Linked DNA regions of Homo sapiens: region 2 is linked to region 1. Evidence: chromatin contacts called from ENCODE Hi-C data. All regions are on one chromosome and are shown on one strand. Each heading gives the region's core, a stretch centred on a gene start or an enhancer-like site at or near the end of the contact. The rest is flanking DNA. Distances are from core to core; before and after follow the strand shown. Region 1 holds the start of ANKRD53 (ankyrin repeat domain 53). Region 2 holds the start of ZNF638 (zinc finger protein 638).

Evidence for each region. A loop is a pair of places that touch in the nucleus more often than their neighbours do. Pooled maps may share reads with other maps.
Region 2: a map of B cell shows a loop between it and region 1 (7-fold over the local background). The contact joins the promoter of ZNF638 here to the promoter of ANKRD53 in region 1. A Hi-C loop is called at or near these places in 1 of 168 maps with a recorded cell type or tissue (B cell), 3 of 37 single-sample maps with no recorded cell type and 13 of 50 pooled maps.

The regions. Positions count from the first base shown.
Region 1 is chr2:70,974,799-70,980,065 of GRCh38, reverse strand. ANKRD53 (ankyrin repeat domain 53) reads right to left here and starts at 1,436. Exons shown (of 6, transcript NM_001115116.2): 1 at 1,251-1,436; 2 at 723-969; 3 at 206-405. The coding sequence starts at 1,420. It overlaps LOC105374795 (a long non-coding RNA gene), which reads left to right. Exons shown (of 2, transcript XR_001739534.2): 2 at 3,758-5,267. RefSeq lists silencers at 1,000-1,059, 1,420-1,509 and an enhancer at 2,537-2,806.
Region 2 is chr2:71,330,017-71,335,039 of GRCh38, reverse strand. It overlaps ZNF638 (zinc finger protein 638), which reads right to left and starts at 3,258. Exons shown (of 28, transcript NM_014497.5): 1 at 3,165-3,258. RefSeq lists enhancers at 2,292-2,977, 2,978-3,665 and a silencer at 3,249-3,458.

The DNA of each region.
Region 1 (5,267 bases), core at 187-2,686:
GGGATTATAGGCATGAGCCACCATGCCCGGCTAAAGCCCAGTCTCTTTATTACACCATGTGGATTCCTGACTGCTTTATGTGGGACCCAATCCTTGTCACCTCCAGCAACCCCTCTGCTTGTCCTGCATGGATTTGCCTGCCTGGAAGTAGGGCTGTGCCCGTGCCTGTGCCCGAAGCCTCCCTCCTGAAGCAGGCTGGACTCACGCATTGAGGTCTGCGCCTTTCTCCAGCAGGTAGTAGATGCAGGGGAGGGCCACGGTGGTGTTGTCCCTGTGGATGACGAGGTGCAGGGGTGTCTGGCTATTGTTGGTCAGCAGGTCCACGGGAAACTTGTACTCCTCTACCAGGACCTGCAGGCATGCAAGCTTGCCCCATTGGGCGGCGAAGTGGATGGCAGTGAAGCCCTGTGAGGTTCAGAGCAGGCAGGAGGAGGCTGAGTGGGACTGAGGTCCCAGGGTCCACAATTTATATAAATTTATTGGGGTTACCTTCACTTTCTTCCCTGTGTCCCCAGGAATGCTCACACCCTTTTGCTAATTAACCAGTGTGTGTTCATCAGCCCACCCAACCTCCCTGCCCCCAAAATGGTCCTTCCACAGCCAGAAGATGAGTTAAATTAGGAAGATCTACCCAGAAAAGGATATCTCTTCTCCAGGTGACCACTCCGAGCAGCGTAGCGGGAGAGGGACCTCGGTCTTTGCCCCAACACTCAAGACCTTACCTTGTCGTCGGTGGGGATTTCCCTGAGGCTCTGGTTCAGACAGAATCGCAGCCATTCCACGTTGCCCACAGCCGCTGCGAACAGCTGGTAGTAGCTCCCGATCGCCGTCTGGTCGATTGCCGTCTGGTCGGACTCCTTGCTGGGGCTGGGGTCAGCGCGGGGCGGGGTGAGCGAGGCAGGGCGGCGCGGCCTGGCGAGGGCAGTCGCCTGCGCACTGAGGTGGTCTGCGAGGTCGGGCAGGGGCTGGCTGGAGGGCGGGGCAGTGGGGAAGCGACTCTGGGCCACGGCCCGGGCACCTCTCGGGAGGCGATCCCTGGCCCCCGCCTGGCTGGTGGGCGGGGCAGTGGGGAAGCGACTCTGGGCCACGGCCTAGGCACCTCTCGGGAGGCGATCCCTGGCCCCAGCCTGTCTCTGCTGGCTTCTCGGGCCGCAGCCTCCGCCCCCGCCCGCTCCAGGCCCTGCCCACCAGGGAGGCGCTGGGCCGGGTTCTCGCTCCCTGCAGCCGGGACACCTTCTCCCGCTACCCACCTGGGCTGCTTGGACTCCGCGTCAGTCCAGGTGGCCTTCAAGGAGACTTTGTTCGCCTGCTGCATGGAGCCACTTGGAGTTGGCTGCGGCCGAGCACCTCTCCCTTCTCCCCTTTCTGAGTGCCAGCTTCCGGAGCCCGCCCGCCGAGCGGTGCTGCCCGCGGAGGCCATCGCGGGGCTGGAACTCGGACCCGGGCCGGGCGGGCTACTCACACACCCGCCGGCGCCCCGCCCCCGGGGGCCACTCCTTGCCAGCTGGCCGCGGTTTCCCGGCCCCTTCCAGGCCGCTAGGGTTCGGCTGCCTCTCTAGCTGGAGGGGCAGAGCCCGGGGGCCTCCGGGGACCCTGCCCGCCTGCCGCTCCCCACCCGCCGCTCTGCTCCCGGTCTGAGCCAAAACCCCCACTCAACCTCCCAGTCCTGCTGCCCGGGAAACTCAGCATCAAACACACAAACAACAAAGACACTTGGCTTTTGTTTCCGATTATCAAACTAATAAGTAGAAAACAGAAATATTCAATGTGGAAATTAAAAATTACCATCCCACCACGCACAGAAATCATGGTTTATTGCAATATATATGCATATCATGACTATTTTTTGTATCTCTTTTCGTTTATTAATAGCATTATATTACGAGCTAGCGCCCATTGTCACTCCACATACTAAACGTACATTATGACGCAACCAGAGCCCAGCGTCATAATGGATGTGCCATTGTTTCACATGTGCTGCCAAGAACGAAATGGCTCAACTCTGGTTGTTTTCTTAGAATGGATTCCTGGGAGTCGAATCACTAGGTGAAAGGGAATGAATATTTTTCAGCTGTCAATATGGGCTTGCAGACTGCCTTCCAGGAAGGTTATTATTCACTTCCACTTCCACCTGCAGTGAAGCGGGTGCGCTGCACATCAGCAGTGTGGCTTTTGGCAAGTTATCTGACTTAGTTTCTGTGGGCGGCAAGCCACCCAGGTGCCAAGGCAAGAGACCGAGGGCACAAGCTGTTCCAGTATAATAAAATATACAAAACAACAAGAGTTATACTAGATCTAGATCTAGATCATAGACGTGATTATATATGAATATCGTTAATCATTAGTTTGTAGCAATTACTCTTTATTCCAATATTGTAATAATCCTCGCTCTATAATCATAACCTAGGAAAAACCAGGCCATAGAGAGATAGGAACCAAAGGGACATAGTGAGAAGTGACCAGAAGACAAGAGTGCGAGCCTTCTGTTATGTCCGGACAGGGCCACCAGAGGGCTCCTTGATCTAGCGGTAATGCCAGCGTCTGGGAAGACGCCGGTTACCAAGTGGACCGTGGTCTGGCGGACCCTGGTCTGGCGGACCGTGGTCTAGCGGTAGCATCAATGCAAAGGAAAAGCACCCGCTACTTAGCAGACCGGGAAAGGGAGTCTCCCTTTCCCAGGGGGAGTTTAGAGAAGACTTTACTCCACCACCTTTTGTGGAGGGCTTGACATCAGTCAGGCCCGCCCACAGTTATCTGGAGGCCTAAACATCTCCCTGTGACGCTGTACTTCAGCGGTCACACTCCTGTTTCACTTTCATGTTCCATCCTGTACATCTGGCTCTGCCTTCTAGATAGCAGTAGCAAAATTAGTGAAAGTACTAAAAGTCTCTGATACACAGAAATAATGGCGTAAGCTGTCCTCTCTCTCTCTCTCTCTCTCCCTCCCCCTGTCCCCGCCCCCACCCCCACCCACCTCGGCTGCCAAGCAGGGAAGGGCCCCCTGTCCGGTGGACACGTGACTCACGTGACCTTATCAATCATTGGAGATGACTCACACTCCTTACCCTGCCCCTTTTGCCTTGTATCCAATAAATAACAGCACAGCCAGGCATTCGGGGCCACTACCGATCTCTGCCCTCTTGGTGGTAGTGGTCCCCCGGGCCCAGCTGTCTTTTCTTTTATCTCTTTGTCTTGTGTCTTTATTTCTACAATCTCTCATCTCCGCACACGGGGAGAAAAACCCACCCACCCTGTGGGGCTGGTCCCTACAAGTTGCTACAGCAGCAAAATGGGGATAATAGCACCTACTTTACAAGGAATGAAGGAATGCAAACAATGAGAACAGTGCTAGCAGAGAAGCACTACCTGTGAATCTGCTATTACTCAAAGAAGAACTATTCAAACCATTGCTAGCATCAGATATTAGGATTTTAAGTAAATGTTCACTAATTTGGTAGTGGAAATGATGTTCTAATGTGGCTCTTTGATTACCAACAAGGGTTAAACATTTAATTATCAGTGGTTTTGTCTTCTAGGAATTCTTTTACTCACATGGTTCTTTGAGGGCCTTAATGTGTTTCTTACTGATCTGTAAAACTTATTAGCATAGTGACCCTTTATGTATGTTATATTTGTTGTCAATATTTTCCTCAGTTTGCCTTTTGACTTTTTAGAATATAGAGTAGCTAAGCAATAACTGTTGCTTGAATCAGTGTTGTCTTACTGAGCCATCCACATTCTCATCCCTTCTCAACAGGAATGACCCCAAGTTTATCAGAAGGCTCCTGTGGCTCCAGGGTCAACTCTGGGCATATCTGACTACATCACTCCACCCCTACCATGGTCTCTCCTCTGTACCCCAGCGTTCCAGGTATTTCCCCTAAGAAAAGGACAGAAGGTCCCCTAAGACCACAGTGACCTGCAGAGAGGGACAAGAATACAGATTATCCACCCAGAATCACGTTTCTCCCTTTCCAGGGTACTGTCTTCTGAGAGCGCACTTGTCTGCCAACCCCAGTAGCCAGGACTCAGCATACCTGGCAAACACCTTCAAAACTAGCAAATCATGCTGGCTATCTGCCCCAGGTAGGGCCTTAGCAACTGGCTTCAAGTTGAGATAAAGTGACAGTGCTTTTCAGGGATACAGTTTGAAGATTTCCTGGGCTATTGTTGCTTCTGGGGTGTTAGGATTCTAATAATTACAACAGGACCCTGTGTATGTGGTGGGGTTGGAGAGAGCATCTCAGTACCTCTCCAAGTTCATCCTCACTATCTTGAACTGGGGTATCTTACATCTCTATACCAGTGTTTTGCAACCCTGGCTGTACAAACACCAATGCAGGGGTCTTACCCCTACAGATTCTGATTAATTCATCTGGTTTGGGGCCTGGGCATTGGTATTTGTAAAGTTCTCCAGGTGATTCTCGTGTGTAGCCAGGGTTGAGAACCACTTTAAGGCCTTTCTGCCTCAGTCAGGGAGGCAAGAGGCTGCAGGTGATTTTGAGGGAGAAGGGTCAATAGAGTAAGGGAGGAAGAAACAGGAAACTAGCAGAGTCCCCGGGGGGAGAGAATGTGTTATCCTAAAGACCCTTGGTCACAGCCATGCAGCTGGGCAAACAGATAACGCCTGGTGGAACAACAGAAGCTGGACCATGAGAAGGGCAGACAGCAGAAAATGCCCAGAGAAGGGTTCAATTTCTTCTTTGGAAGGTGATGGTAAGGGTGTGGCTCCAGATTAACTGGTTCTACAGCTCCAGGCAAGGGAGATGGAAGGCTGAGGGGAGCAGGTCCATCAGGGAGCAGTTGGGGGAGAACCTAGAGAGGCACTGTCTGTACACTCCAGGGCCAGTGCCCAAGGCCAGATGCTCCTCATCTATTCTCTAAACCACCCCAGGATCCTCTTGAAGCTTAAGCTAGTTTAGATTGAGCTTCTGTCACTTTCAACTGAAGCTTGACTAGTAAAAACTCCTGAGGTTAAAGCCTCTATTGGGTAAAAGAATTAGAACCAGTGGGATAGTCCCAGAAAAGAGCTGTGTGGGCTAGGGGCACTGTGAAGACCCAGGGGACATTGGAACCTGGCCCTGTGCTGTCTTCCAGGAGGAGTGGTACACCCCAGAGAAATGGCCAGGTACGTGAAACTAAAGAATCATGCTTGGAGTGCTGAGATCCATTTGTCTGAGCAGGAACACACCCTAAGATGGGCCTAGGCTGTGGAAGCTGACACTTTCACTGTGGCCAGGCAGCGTGCTCGCTCATGAATGGGAGCA
Region 2 (5,023 bases), core at 2,009-4,508, 350 kb before region 1:
AAAGCTATTTCTCCTGTTTCCTGGACTTTCTTTTCAAACCAAAACCCTGGACTTTCTTTTCAAACCAAAACCCTTATTATTCTTAACCCTCACCGGAGTTTTTTTTGTTTTTTTTTTTGGAGACGGAGTCTAGCTCTGTCGCCCAGGCTGGAGTGCAGTGGCGCAATCTCGGCTCACTGCAACCTCCACCTCCCGGGTTCACGCCATTCTCCTGCCTCAGCCTCCCGAGTCGCTGGGACTACAGGCGCCCGCCACCACGCCCGGCTAATTTTTTTTCTATTTTTAGTAGAGATGGGGATTCACCGTGTTAGCCAGGATGGTCTAGATCTCCTGACCTGATCCGCCCACCTCGCCTCCCAAAGTGCTGGGATTACAGGCATGAGCCACCGCACCCGGCCCTCACCCGCATTATTACAGTTGTGTGTTTTATTTCTACATCTCACCTTTTCCTCACTCTTTTTCCTTTCCATTATTCTCTTCTCATCTTCTATATACTTATTTTCCTTCCATTTTAATTTTCCATCACAAATTTCAAAACACTAAACAAAGTTAAAGCAATTAAGAGTAGATAAGCTGGATACACATGAGGGCTTATTAGCTTTAGCCACAAACATAATTACTTTCAATTTGGAGAGTCTCTAAAACCACTACATGGCAGCATTCATTAGCGCCTGTTTCCTTGCAAAACAGCCCAAGCTATGTTACTGGGTACCAATACTGGAAGTACTGTTTCTAAGTATATAAGGCATTTTATTAAGGATTTGGACAAATTTAGTCCAAACCTTAATCAGTATACATTAAGGTACAGTGGAAAGAGCATGATTTAGAGTCCAGGCTCTGGTGACTACCAGCTGAGTTCATTCACTCAACATCTGAGCATCTAATACATACCAGGCACTGGGAAAGATACAAAGACTAACGTAACAATCATATAAATGGTTACAATATATATTGATAAGTTCTACAAGAAAGGCATGTAAAAAGTTTATAGAAGCACAAAATATTTTAATGAAAGTTAGATTAGAGGGCCTTTCAACTCCAAAATTCTATTACTCTAAATCCTTTTAAGCCGTTTAATTAGAAGAGAATACCCACAGATTATAATTTTCTATCAAACAATGCTGCCTAAGCACTTCAATTTTGAAATACAAGTAACAGCTAACATTAAGCACCTAGTATGTGCCAAGGAATACGAGCTTTCCATACACTGTCTCACTTAACAGTCACTCACAAAAATCCCAAGCAGGAAGTAATAATGTCACCATTTTAGAGATAAGGAAACAAAAGCTCAAGAAAGACTAAAATAATTTACCAAAGTCTCACACATACTGAGGAAAAGGGAGATGTGAATCCAGATCTTCCGACTGCAAAGCCTATTCTCTTTCCACTAAACTACTTGTCTCATTTTCTTCCACTTACATAAAAACAAAATTTCCGGAGATCACCTACTTAAGAGCACCCAAGAAAAACCCTAAGATAGTCAAGTACAAAGTGATGACTTTTTTAAACTACAGTACCTAAACCTTTTTAACCTAGAGTACCTGCCGTATACACCCTCCAAAACAAAATGCAAAAAAGGATTACAAAACAAATACAACCAATATACAATAAATATGTGACCATAAACACATTATGAAAACTAGTTAATAAAAACGAATAAGATTTTGTGATTTCTTCCAACTGTTATATTTACCCTTTCTTGGTTCCAAGACAAATAAATCCCCAAGGAAGGAATGGCCCAGCATATTTTAATGTATAACATGCTGGGACGCCCTGTAATTATTTAGAAGTACATATTACAGAATATGGAGTACAAAATAAAATATAAAATGCTGTCAAACTTTTTTAAAAGACAGCAACATAAGTCCACTAAGTCTCAAATGTCTAATCATTAACAAAATTTAAAGCTATTTGAATGTCATTTACATGTTTGTTTTTCTCCGAAAACTTCCTTAAATTCACCTTTTTTTGGTCAATCCTTTTCTCCAGGTTATCAATTTTTAATTGTAAATCTGAACCAGCAAGCACAACATCCCTGAAAAAATAATCCTTTACAACAAATGAGGGGAAAAAGCAGAAAATTTTTTGTGCAAAATTCCAGAGCTCGTTGGAAAAAGTACTTGAACATAAATCGCTGGATCCTGGTGACAAGTTTTTCATCGGGACTCCTTTAAACTACTACAATTTCTGGTCCTGGCCCCAAACTTCGCCTAAGGACAAATTTTAAGATTAAGAAAAATTAGCTTCAGGTAGCCTTCACTCTATAGCTCAATCCATGATTTTGTAATACTGAAGTATCCCTCATTAACAATTACCTCAAACAACAAAAGATCTATTTCAAACGTTCTCAAGGATTCCAGTCTGTGATATATACATTCCCCCTTCCTTTAAGAGAACGGGGCCCAAGCTAAGAATCACACAAAAACAATTCACTAACGTTCTGTTTTCACAATTCCTCTGAGAAATTTGGAAATACTGTTAGGTATCACAACCATTTATGAGTCCTCAGTCTCCCACAGAGGTGATATTTTCTTTGGTTTCATACCTGCACTACGCAGCACAGAACACCAGCCCGGAAAAGCCGCTGGATCCTAACATTCCCTCCTTCATCCCGACACCCCCTCCCCAACCCCAAACACAAACACGCTCTTCTCTCCACGCTTCTTGCACAATGTCGCTGGTCAGAGGGCTCGGCTCAAACTCCACCGCCTCTTCGGGCCCGACGGGAACGCTTCCTCCCTGCTCGGCATTCCCTCACCACCGCTTCCTCGGCTGTCAGGCCCAGCGCAGCCTCGGCAGGCCGGGCGCTGCTGGGGAAGGGGCCGCCTCGGCCTCGCCAAAGGGCTCTTCACGATCCTCGGCCCAGTGCAACGGCGTCAGGCAGCTCTTCTCGAGGCAGGGTCCTTCACGAGTACCCGGACGGGCCCTCCCGGGTAGCGAAGTGAATAAACGACGGAGCAGGGCAGCACAGCACAGCTTCCCTTCCCATCCCGGGGGTCCCCCAACCTCCTCCCGCCCCCGCCGTCTGCCCGCCGCCATTTTGTGCGGAGCCGCTGCGACACAGATACAATAGTCGGCCCGGATCTCACAGGAAGGGCTCAGGACCCCCACGATACCGGCCTCCGCCTTCCAACCCCCTACTCCCCACAGGGCAGCGGTCCTACCTATGCCTACCCGACTAACAGCTGGATCCCATCCGCGCCCCACACAGTTTAGCACTCAGCCTCCAGTCTCGACGCCGAAAACGCTACCGCCTCCAAAGAGCTGCACGCATGCGCGCCTCCCAGCTCCTGCGAGCCCTCGTAGGCTCCCGGCGCCTGCGTACCGCTGGCACCGCGCTCGCCCGAAGCCCGAGAAGAGCCGGGCGGAGCGGGCTCCCGGAAGGGGCGCTCCCGCGTGGTGGCGGCGAAGGCGTGCGGCAAAAAAAAAAAAAAACTCCAGCGCCGTCTTCACTCTTTTGCTGGTTCTGTGCCTGTCCTCTCCAAACCGCTCATCCTTTTAAGACCTATATTGTCTCACCTCCTTCATGAAGTCTTCCCTGATCATTTGTGCCTTCAATAATAACATTATATGGCCAGGCGCGGTGGTTCACGCCTGTAATCCCAGCACTTTGGGAGACCGAGGTGGGTGGATCATCTGAGGTCAGGAGTTCGAGACCAGCCCGGCCAACAGGGTGAAACCCCGTTACTAAAAACACAAAAAATAGCCGGTGGCGCGCGCCTGTAGTCCCAGCTACTAGGGGGTGCTGAGGCAGGTGAATTGCTTGAACCCGGGAGGCGGAGGTTGCAGTGAGGGAAGATTGCACCACTGCACTCCAGCCTGGGCAACAGAGTGAGACTCCATCTCAAATAATAATAACAACATTATATTATAACAGGTTATATTCGCGCCTAGCACGTTAATATAATGCTTTGTATGGTCAAGATTTTGCCTGCTTTTATCCTGTCACCTTGCACCTTTTGATCCCTATGGCAATGATGTGTGTCATAGCTACTCAAAACTGTAAAGTAGAATTCAACCAAAGCTATTCAGCTAAAACTTTAACACTCTGAAAATCCTTTTGTCATTTCACAATAAAAAGCCCTATCTGTGTGGTAGATATTTGTAATCTCCATTTTACCCATGGAAAACCTTGGGATGACAGACGTTAAAGAACTGTGTTATGCAATGTTTTATCTTCTCGAGGTGGCTGTACTACACCAATATGAAAACCCAGTCATTGTTCAAAATCTGGTAAAGCTACAAGCCCTGCCGTATGCATACCACACAAATCACACCACCCACCCTGAGTCTCACACATCGGTTTTACCTAGCACTCAAGCAAATGCATTTCTTTTATTCACATTAAAACAAGCATTTGAAAGACTAAAAAGAAAAGTCGTTTTAAAAAGATATCTTATCGGATTTTCATTTCAAACCAAAAATCCTGCTAGGGACAACAAATCAAAAACAACAAAGAAAAAGCCAACAAGCTCCCCCTAAACACCAAATAACCCATGTTAACATTTGATAAGTTTCCTTCCATACATTTCTTTATATTCATACAAACACATTATTTGCATGTAACAGGAAATGTTTTCTTTTTTCACACATTAGCTATTTGCTTTTCTGATTACTGACATTTCTCCAAGTAAACCATATAATCCTTTTTTAAATAATTGTATAATATTCATAGTATAGCTGCCTCAGCAATTATTCAGCCTGTTGTTGAACACTGAAGTTGTTTCCAGTCTTTTTGCTACTGCAAACACTGCTGTATACAAAGACTTACCAAATTATGCTTTAATTTCTAAAGGCTAGAATCATCATAGTGGGAATGCTAGATTAAATGTATATGTGTGTACATACATTTAATTTTAATAGGTGTTGTAGAAAAACTTCCCAAAAAGTTTCTACAAAGTGTCACTTCCACTAAATATGTAAGAAAATAGGCAGGGCAAGGTGGCTCATGCCTGTAATCCCAGCACTTTGGGAGGCTGAGGCAGGTGAATCACAAGGTTAGGAGTTCAAGACCAGCCTGACC